Linked DNA regions of Homo sapiens: region 1 is linked to region 2. Evidence: chromatin loops called from intact Hi-C (ENCODE). Cell type or tissue: heart right ventricle. All regions are shown on one strand. Links, peaks and the distances in the headings refer to the core of each region. The heading gives the core; the rest is flanking DNA. Region 1 overlaps DOCK4 (dedicator of cytokinesis 4). Region 2 overlaps DOCK4 (dedicator of cytokinesis 4).

Region 1 (5,385 bases), core at 191-5,190, 210 kb after region 2:
TGAAATTCTTTGACTGTTTATTTTAAAATAACTTACAGTACAGAGATTATGAATTTACCTTATTCCTTTAAGTATACATTTGTTTTCTTATTGAATAGTGCTCATGGAAAGCAAATTAAGATAATCTCTTGCCTATTAAACCAGATGAAATTGTCCTGCAAAATAAGCTGCCAGCACATAAATCTCTGGATGAACATAAATTAAGAATGTGTTCCATCTCACGTTGTATATCAAACTGTTGAAGAGTAGTGAAGAGAAGCCCTCTTGATGTGGGAAGCTTAGGAAGAAGAGATCATTAATCTCATTTCCTAACAGGGCCAGCAAAAGAATTGTTCTTGCCTGGGAACCTCAGACAGCACTAAAATAATGGTACATGTTTCTGTTGCCCATACAGTCCTACAACACGATGTTCTTTGACTTTTCTGCTAATACTATGTGGGAGGAGGCAATCAGTTAATCCTTTCTTCTTGGTGTCACAGAGTAGTTTAGTGACTGAGTTGATAGAAAACATGACGCTCTCCCTGTGTGATCTCCTCTCATCCTCTCTCTTCCCTACTTGCCTCATTTCTCCTTATTCTTTGTAAGGCACTTCCTTGATTCTACTCTGTGGGCTAGGAAACCTCAAACCATGGGAAGATGTACCTAGGAATTAACAAAACCAAATAGAAATAAATAAGACTCTTCACATAACCAGGACGCCAGGAAGCTAACAGAAGCTGAACAATCAAGACTATGGGAGAAAAAGGCTTGTAGATTACAGGTTTCTGAGGCTGCAGAATTTCTGCACTCATTCTGCAGCCATGTAGGTCACCTGTCTTCACGTATCTTATCTTCCTCCTGCATGTGACTGATGTCTGAATTTCCAAGTTCAGATTCTCAAGGAAGGAATCTTATTGACAGCCAATGTCTAATATTCCTGTTTGGGCTGAGCATTTTATACCAGCCTCTCATAAGCTGCTGGCCAGTCTTTGGGTTATTTGTCCTTAGGTCAGGTGCTTACCCATGGTACAATCAGGTGTGGCTCAGGAAGGGGAGATGGTCAGATGACTACCTTGTCTGCCACCACCACTCCCAGCAGAGAAAGTGGATAGAGCAGCTTCTCATAGAAGGAGCTATGAGTAAGACAAGTATCACAGTGGTTATATGCCCTCTTTCATTTGCTAAATGATCTTCATCAGCAATATTGACCCAGTGTCAGATGCTGACTTACACTGTAGTACGGTGGTTCTCTTTCAGAAGGGAATGGAGAATGGAAAACAGACCCTATCAGAATCCCTGGTGAGATGTAGCAAGGGGGAACATGGACATTTTGAAAACAAATCACAGTGTTTATTGTGAGTTAAAAATTCAACTAACATTAAATAATGGGTGTGTGAATTTTTTTCTAGGTTTCCCAAAGAGAAACATCATTTAGGAAAATTGAGAAACTGTTTTACTATCTGAAAGACAGCTCCTACTGTCAAGGAGGTGACAGCTTTCTAATCTTCTTAAGAACAAATAGCCCTCAGGGTGGCTGGGGCAGTGCCTGGCTTGAAGTAGGTGCTGAATTAATAAATTTTACTTATGAAACCTTAATGAGATTTTGGGGGAGGGCATGGAAGAATTTCAGATTTTTTTAAAATACGAAAGTAAGAAAGCTGTGGTTCTATAATTGGAAGTGTGATGCCAGAAGCCTTCTGTGTTAGAAAGAGTGGTGATGTGAAAAGGATTTAGAACAAGTGATCCTCAGAGAACTGAGCATTCGGCCTTGGATGTGGTGGTTGAGGGGGCTCTGCTAGAGAAGAGGGTATCATCTCGGCCTTGATCGATAGGGCATTACACAGGCGTTGTGTAGCCTTTGAGATGATCATGGAGGGTTAAGGAGATGAACAGAACTGTGTGGCATTGGTGTCAGCATTGTACCGTGGGTGCCCTGGAGGGGATCATGCTAGGAAGGTCGCTAGAGGGAAGCTAACCAGAATAGAGTTAGACTCGTGTTCCTCTGTTGATGGGAAGACATCACAAGTCAGTTACCATACTTGATACCTCTGAGGCTGGATATAACCTTAGAATACTTCTCAGCACAGCAAGCCACATGTCAGCCACAATGAAATCTGACATAAAGGGTTAAACTATTCTGCCAGCCCAGGCCCAAAACTCTTCCCCCATTTCCATTTCCTGCCTTTACTGAGTTTCTCCTAACGACTGACCTCAGAATTTGCTGTAAATAAGGACCATGCACAAGTTGCCAGAGATTCATATAAGAAACATGTTGACTCTGGGCACAGCTAGGTATACTGGTGCTAGGTCAAATTCTAAAGACCAAATTTCCTTCCCCTCAACTCCAATTTCTAGAACCAAATGATGTCTAGCTCTAGTTTCCATTCACTCCAGTGTGGAAGGCCTTCTCGTGATAATTTGAAGGGCGCTGAAGGCTCCACACCATGTGGTGCTAAGGCCCCCAGTGGCAGGAGCACTCCACTGAGAGTGCCAACCCATCCCTCCTGGATTTGCTTGTCTTTCTCACCTTCTATGTTTTAAGTTTTGCCCAGTGTCCAGCGGAGTTATATTGTCTACCCCAACTGTGGTAACAAGTCATACAAGGTGAGAGAAGCATGGTGGGTGATATACCTAATTTCCAAGTGATATAGTAAAAAACCAATTGTTTTTAACATATTTCATGGAGGTAACTTTTCCCCCAAACTTTTGCAATTTGTTTTCTAGACAACTGGGACTGGACCTGGTGCCTAGGAAAGAGTACGCAATGGTGGATCCGGAAGACATCAGCATTACTGAGCTCTACCGATTGGTAGGTACAGGAAATCTTGGCTTCCAGTCTTCCTGCTAATTTTCTGGTTTCCATGGCACTCCTCATACTTGCTTGATTTTGTAAGAACAGGATGTTCCAGGATTAATTTAGAGAGAGTAAAAAGACTTGAGAGCTGAGGTGACCATGCCCTCAGTACAGTACTGAGACACTACCTGTCTAAGAATAACATGATACTCTCCAGTGGGCCCTCAACGCCCAGGCACCAGGAAGTCAATACAAAGATGTTTTCAGTTCTTTTGCAAATCTTTCTACTTTTTGTCTAGTGTAGTGAAATGCTTACAAGTCACGCATACTTATCTGTTGTGTTTGAGGACCATGCTGTAACTAATGGGTGTTTCGTCTTGGCTCAGCAGCATGTTAACCCTCCTCCTGCCCCCATTAGCTCTATATACATATAGTGTGTGTGTGTGTGTGTGTGTGTGCGCGCGCGCGCGCGCGCGTGTGTGTGTACATACATAATAGCACTATATACACCAACTACTGAAACGGTCTCCTCCTTAGTCTTCAACTGCTGGACTTACACCCACCCTTCCCAGACCCCAATCCATTCCTAAGTACTGAAGCCCGTGAATCATCCTAAAATATTTGATCATATTGCCCCTCATGGTCTCACTTATGACTTGAGTTTTTTTTCTAGTTACATGGTAAGTTAAAGTCCAGTTTTTTTGCTTGGCATCCAGGTTCCCCAAGTCTGGTCCAATCTGCCTTCTGTTTAGCCTTGTATTCTTAAAATTGTATGAAATGTACCTAATATCTTGATATTAACTAAGTTCTGAAAATCCAAAATCAGAGAAGAGGGTGGTTGGGATGGGCTTTCAAAGACCATCACCCTAAGCATAATTGAACTTTGATCTCATTACTGCTGCTTCTTACCATAAAGTTCCAAGAAGGACTGCCTATTGGAAATAGTAGACTCCTTTTTGGATGATCCTGCCTCTTTTGGCATATCTTTTCAAGCTTATTTTTCTGAGAATAATGAGATATTCTTAACCTGAAGATTATCCATATCTGAAAAATGTGGAGGAAAATTTCAGTAAGTCCACTGGGGATGTATCTGATTTGAGAAGGCAGTTCTTAATATTGCTTCCAGATTTTTCCATGATCATCAAATTGATGTTCAGATTATCTACACTTCATTGTGTCAGTTGGAATCAATTCCATTTTTTAGGGGATATTCTTAATTGTATATTGAATTTCTTCAGAGTGGTGTTGTGTGCTGCTTGCCTTCATGACATCAGTACTAAACAGAGTATCTGGCATGTAGGGAGAACATAGAGGTCAGTTAGTGGGAGGCGAAGAAAGAAAAATAAGAGCATTCCAAGTTAAAGTCATCACTGCCTCTTAGCTTACATAACAAATATAATCCGTATAGTTTGTCTGTCATATCCTCTGATGTGGCATCTTTACTTTTGTTCATTTATTTAACTTATTGAACATCATATTCTTTCACTTTTAAGAACATCTCTCACTTAATTTTTAAGTTCCTTTAGGGAACACACTGTGTATACCTCTATATGTTCAAGATAGTCTTGTACAGTGCTTTTGCACTTAGTAAGCACCCAGTCAATGCTTTGGAGATCATTATGGTATCATGAAAAGACTGGATTATTGGCTCCAAACAACTACATTTATAATCTATCTCTTTCTTTTACCAGTTATTTGGGTCTTGGATTTATTATTTAATCTGTCAAAGCCTCAGTTTATTCATCTACTAAATAGGGAAATAATTATTTTCATGTTTATTATGAAGATTAGATAAGAAATATATGTAAAATGCCTTTCCTTGACAGATAATATTTGCACAACATGTAAGCATTTAGTCAGTTTTCATTCCTTTCTTATCTTTATTCATCTACGTTGGAGAGCCAACAGGGTAAAAATAATTGATGCCTCATATTAGGCTTAGATTTGGCTGTGTCATGAAATAAATAAAAAGCAGAAGATAAAACATGATAGAAATTTATTTCTTAAAGTATGCAAGTTTAGAAACAGGAATTTCTGGGTTTGGTTGTGGTTTTATGGTATGAAAAGATCCTTATCTTTCTGCTACATTGAACATGGCTTCCATCACCAAGAACACCTTTAAGTGCAGTATAGCTGCAAGAGTTCTAGCCATCATATTTGCATTCCAGGCAGTAGGAAGGAGACAGCTTTCTCTCAGTTGATTCAAATACTTTAATGAACCTTCCTGGAAGTTCCGCACAACACTTGCACTTACATCTCATTGGCAGAGCTTAGGCACACCCCTGTATTTAGTTGAGTATGTCAGGTATCAGATAAATAACTGATGTGACACAAATATATTTTATTTTCCTGAGTTTGGTTTTGTGCGTATGTAATTTTGTCTCTGTTCTTTTCATGTAACATTATATATGGGATGGCAAATTGATTTCACCTCTTTCAGCATTCCAGTTTATTGGTGGGTGGCTGCCTAGAGTTCAGTGTTGCTAAGATTCCAGGGTCTCATCTAGGGTCTCATTGATTAGCAATGTTGGCCGTTGGTGGGAAAGACAGCAGGGGATATTTTAGTATGTTACAGCTCAGATCCTAGTCCAAAGTCTTCATTTTACAGATGA
Region 2 (5,385 bases), core at 72-5,071:
TACTGAAAACTAAGTCTGACAGAACGTCTGTTGGCAAAATTCACGTGAAATTTCCCTAAGGCAGGTGGAACTGGTTGAAGAAAACCAATGTTTTCTTGGTTTTCAGTGGTACGGCGTGGTGATTATAGTTAACAATAATGTATACTTGAAATTTGCTAAGAGAATAGATTTAAGTATTCTCACTACAGGAAAAAAAGGGAACTGTGTGAGGTGCTAGATAGTTAATTAGTTTGATTGTGGTAATCATTTCACAATGTATGTGTGTATATTTAAGGTGATATCAACATCAGTTTGTACAACTTAAATATATACAATTTGTATTAGTTAACAATACCTCAATAAAGCTGGATTAAAAAGAGAAAAAAACCTATTGGTGGCTTCTTTTGGCTTTCCCTTATTAAACAGAGAGGCCTCAATGACTGGAAAGATGACAGGAAGACCCATTGCCCCTTCCCCACTCTCTGTCACCAGCTTAGAGACCAGGTCAATACATCCAACTTGGAGCACGCCATTTACTGCCGGAAGCATCTGTAATCCTTCTCTTTTCACCCCATCTTTTTAATTCTGTTGAGAGATGACCACTCTCAGAAACGAGCAGGACAGGAAGGTGGGTAGGTGGGTGGAAAGGGGTCTATAGAAGATGCCACTTCACCATTGAGAAGTGTACTGTGGTCTTCATAAGGACAGTGATTTTGTAGTTGCTTTGAAAGTATTGCAATAACAAAGCTTACTGGATAGTGTAGTTTTTCTGGCAGGGTATTGGTGACAGAGAAGGAGGTAGGGGGATAAGAGATGATTTCATCTGAATTGCCCTAAAACCGTGGTACATGGTATATAATAACTTACAACTGGGAACCTGGCTTGGAGCTGTACACATCAACTAGCCTTGAACGCAGATCTGAAAGTGGAATTGAACCCATACCTTTATTTTTAGCTCAGTCCTTCGCGTTGTAGAGAGGTTCGAGATCCAGGTTGCCTTAATCAGTGATCACATTTGCATCTCTATGGAAGCGGGAAGGCAACTAAATCTGGACAGGCATCTGTCACTTAGCAATGAACGAAAACATGGCTGTTTCTCAAGAAAACGGGAGAGTGAGGAAGAGGGGAGAGCATGACATTTACATGGGAGGCTTTTGGAAACTACTAACACATGTGTATTTGTTCTCCTCCCCCATTTGTGCCCCCTCGTGGGAGGGTGGTTGGTGAGAACCCTTCTGGATATGAAATTTGTAAGTTTTCCTGGTTGAATTTGCTAACAACTTATCTCCCAAGTTGTGAAACATTTTCCTAAACCAAGAAATTTGCTGTTTATTAGACTATCAATTGGACATTAACCAAAAATTTCTCCCTGAAGTCTTTAAGCAGAAACGTGGAGATTTGGTTCTATGTCTTATTTTTTTTTTTCTCCAAAATGGAATAATCTCATCCGTTGTTGGCAACCAGAAGTAGGCAGGTTTGGGAACGTGGGGATGCATGTACATAAGGCAACCGAAAATAGCCCCAACCGAGATCCTGGATGAAACATTATTCACTTTGTGGGGAGAGGAGAGAACCTGTTCTCCATTCTCCTCTGGTAGCCAAAGTTGGTTGAGGAGCTTGTAAAGCTGCCTTGATAACAGGCTCAGGGGTTAGCCAGGGTCTCAAAGAAATACGAAAACCCAAAACATCAACAGGCAGTTCTATAAAGAATGAAGAGAGAAGAAACCTCTGAGGTTTTCTCCAGTAGTCTGGATGAAAAACATTAAGATCTGAGGATTCCTAAAAAATTGCACACATAGTAAAGGTTTGCCCCTTCTCCAGTTTGTTTGCTAGTTTGTTTATTTTTTGAGATGGAGTCTCATTCTGTTGCCCAGGCTGGAGTGCAGTGGCACAATTTTGGCTCACTACAACCTCTGCTTCCCAGGTTCAGGTGATTCTCCTGTCTCAGCCTCCCGAGTAGCTGGGATTATAGGTGCCCACCACTGTGCCCAGCAAAGTTTTGTATTTTTAGTAGAGATGGGGTTTCACCATGTTGACCAGGCTGGTCTCGAACTCCTGACCTCAGGTGATCTGCCCACCTTGGCCTCCCAAAGGGATGGAATTACATGCGTGAGCCACTGCGCCCAGCCTCCAGTTTGTTTTTTTAGGAGAACTATATTTGTATTAATTGTATGTAAAATCTCCATTAATACTCTCATCCATAGTTATAGAAATTGATTCAGAAGACTAAATATTTATGTTCTTTGCCCCAGGTTAGGCAATATCATGTATACACTATGTAGAAATTATTGTAATGAGTTTTAAAATGGGAAAATACTTATCAGAGGTGAAGAATTGGCATACACATTACCTGTAATGTTCTTACAACCAATTATTATAATTGAGGAGATGGCTTATTTTTAATTTCATACTTTCTAGTAATTTCTTAAATTAGCATACATTTCTTTTATAATCAGAAAATCATTATGTAAGTTCTTCTATAAGCCAAACATTATTTCCTTTGTGAGGTTTCCTTTCAGGATTAGAGGTTGGACTGGTAGAAGTTGAGTCTGGACAGCCTGAATTTAGTTTGTCATTTATGTGCAGAAAGTACTGTGTTTCAAAATTTTAAAGTAGCTTTCCTTGTTATATGAGTTTGACTGCCTGTGATGTCACTGCTGTGTTCATTTTCCAGTATCCACAGTGAAGATGTGTTTTCATATAGCTGTGGGGTCTAAGCCTTTGAAAGGGAGCTCTAATTGCTCTTTTAATTTGTTGAAACAGCTTCAGATGAATTCACCTAAGGTAAAAATTCTGCTCTCTCCATGAAATGTTTGCTTAGAAGACTGATGTTGGTGTCACTGCTCACTTTTCCTTTGTTCTATAAACTCTGTCCTGTTGGACTATGGACCCAGGGATAATTTGTGCAGGACAGACCTTTCAACATAGAGAGTCAACAATTTGAAGAGGTTTTATTTAGCAATTACAGAATAATAGGAATAATTGCTTATTTATGGGTGCTATAAACTGAATGTTTGTATTCCTTCAAAATTCATATGTTGAAGCCCTAACTCCCAATATGGATATATATGGAGTAAGGAGGTTACTAAGATTAAATGAGGTCATAAGGGTGGGGCCCTGATCTGACAGGATTTGTGTCTTTATAAGAAGAGATCCTGGAGAGCTCACATGCTCTCTTCATAGGTAGCATGAGAAAGGGCCATGTGAGGGTGCAGCAAGAAGGTGGCAGTCTGCAAGCCAGGAAGAGAGTCCTCACCAGGAACTAGTCCTGCCAAACCTTGATTTGGGACTTCCATGCTTTAGAACACCGAGCCTGTGGTACTTTATATGGCAGCCCAAGCAGAAGGGTTAAAGACATTTTAGGGATTGTAGGAAGAGGGATATAAAAAAAGTAGAAGCAGGATCCTCAACCTCAGTGTAATCAATGTAGTTAGTGTTGGCTCTCTCTGTGATTTGAGATCTGACTCTGCAGGCCCACCTCTGGAGGCACAGACTTAATTGAGCTAGAATTTTTTTTTTTTTTTTTTAAGGCATGGTCTGGCTCTGTCGCTCAGGCTGGAATGCAGTGGTGTGATCATGGCTCACTGCAGCCTTGATCTCTCAGGCTGAAGTGATCCTCCTGCCTCAGCCTTCTCAGTAGTTGGGACTATAGGCATGCACCACCACACCTGGCTATTTTTATTTTCATTTTTTGTAGAAACAGGGTCTCACTATTTTGCTCAGGCTGGTCTTGAACTCCTGGGCTCAAGTGATCCTCCTGCCTTAGCCTCTCAAAGTGCTAGGATTACAAGTATAAACGACTGCACCCATTTGAGTTAGATTTTTTGATGGTAGATATCGACTAGTAACTCCAGGTATCTGTTTATTTGAATAATGGCATTTTTGCAAAGTTGCTCACATTGTCTTGAGTTGTCACATCACTTTGGGTGCCTTCAAAGCAACCAAAAGAGGTAGAGTCTTCAGATGCTTCATTTCTTTTTGCTACAGTTTTTTATAAAAACCTAGGGTGACAGGTTTAATCATATAGGTTAGCATTTTTAAAAAGTAGATGGAAGTTTTATTATATGAAACTTTGGTTGGGGCATTGGGTTAGGAGTACTTTGTTTTTGAAAGTCCTGGCTGTTGAATATCAGGTCCCTGAAGAGAATGAAGCAATATTTGGAGGAATTTCTTTTCTTTTTCTACTATCCTTAAGTATGTGTTTCCTGAGAGTAGCTAGTACCTTCCTCTAAAGATTTACTTGTTGCATTTTTTTTTCTTAGTGACAAGCATAAGGGCATATTTTACGACATGTTGGTAGAAAAACTTCTGTTGGATGATTATTTATGGTATATGCCTATGATGTATAAGGCAATATGCTAGCTTGATAAGCATCCAAAGAGATATAGAACTGGATGACTGGACAAGTGAAGGAGCTAGAAATGTTTCATAGTTTTATCTCATTTACTTTGAACAACATTTCTTCAAGATAGATGTTACCCTGATTTTGTTTTTAAATACACAGTAAGGGAGTACATAAAGTATCACAGATAAATCAGTGTGAAAGTTAAGACAGATATTTCCCCTTCAAGCTTTAAAATGAAGATAAGGACTTGGGATGGTGATGATATTATTCACTTGTGCACCTGAAGAAACAGCCCTGAGGAGGAAAGAGTGTCTCATATCCTGGAAGACTCAGAACTTCTACAAAAGAATAGAAGTTTCATATTGAGATACTTCCCATAGGAGTGAGTCACCGGCTGCTAAGATCGCCCAAGATAAACAGCTGAGTGGAATCACATTTTAAATATCTGGAAAACCTTCTTCCTCTTCCTTTTGGGTAATTTCCACCTCCTCCCCCTCCCCTCCCCCTTGTCCCCTCTTATTCCTGTCACCTGACCGATGTTAAGTATCTTGGAAAATGGTTTATCTTTTTTTGTGTGTGATTCCTTCTAAGACTGGGCAGAGGAAGAAAGATGGATTTAGGATCGATTCTTCTCCTTCAAGAGATTTTGGGAAGGATAAATAGAAACTATAGTATATAATTATATATAAATGCACACTATATATATACACACACACAAGCACAAACACTGTATATATACTATATTTAAATTATACTATGTTTAAGTTATATACTATATAATATATAATATTTAAGTATACTTATATATAATTATAATATATATTATATAAGTATATATAGTATGTAATGTTATATAGTATATAATTTAAACATATCCATATTTAAATTACAGAAAAATAAGAGTGGGCAGGCAGAGGAAAACCCAGCTTTAGGATGAATGCTTACCAAGGGCTGGGCCTGTGTGATTGGCCCTGTGCACATACTCCAGCCTTACAGCAGACCTAGAGAGGGCCAGTAATTTGTTGCAGGGGACCCACCTGTGAAGGGCTGAGATTCAGGCA

What was found. A loop is a pair of places that touch in the nucleus more often than their neighbours do. Peaks named below come from ENCODE experiments on the same cell type or tissue, not always from the same donor. Only the 100,000 strongest peaks of a DNase experiment are listed, where the experiment ranks them.
Region 1: it touches region 2 in a loop (1.9-fold over the local background); 13 of 110 quality-filtered maps call a loop at or near these places.

What each region holds. Positions count from the first base shown.
Region 1 is chr7:111,981,709-111,987,093 of GRCh38, reverse strand. DOCK4 (dedicator of cytokinesis 4) reads left to right here. Exons shown (of 53, transcript NM_001363540.2): 7 at 2,704-2,788. Among named protein-coding and RNA genes, the nearest start is that of DOCK4-AS1, 180 kb to the right of the region's middle. In heart right ventricle, for the core only: no CTCF peak of the experiment used is centred there; no DNase peak of the experiment used is centred there; H3K27ac peaks cover 1,429 bases.
Region 2 is chr7:112,191,720-112,197,104 of GRCh38, reverse strand. All of the region lies in intron 1 of DOCK4 (dedicator of cytokinesis 4), which reads left to right. Among named protein-coding and RNA genes, the nearest start is that of DOCK4, 12 kb to the left of the region's middle. In heart right ventricle, for the core only: no CTCF peak of the experiment used is centred there; no DNase peak of the experiment used is centred there; H3K27ac peaks cover 2,114 bases.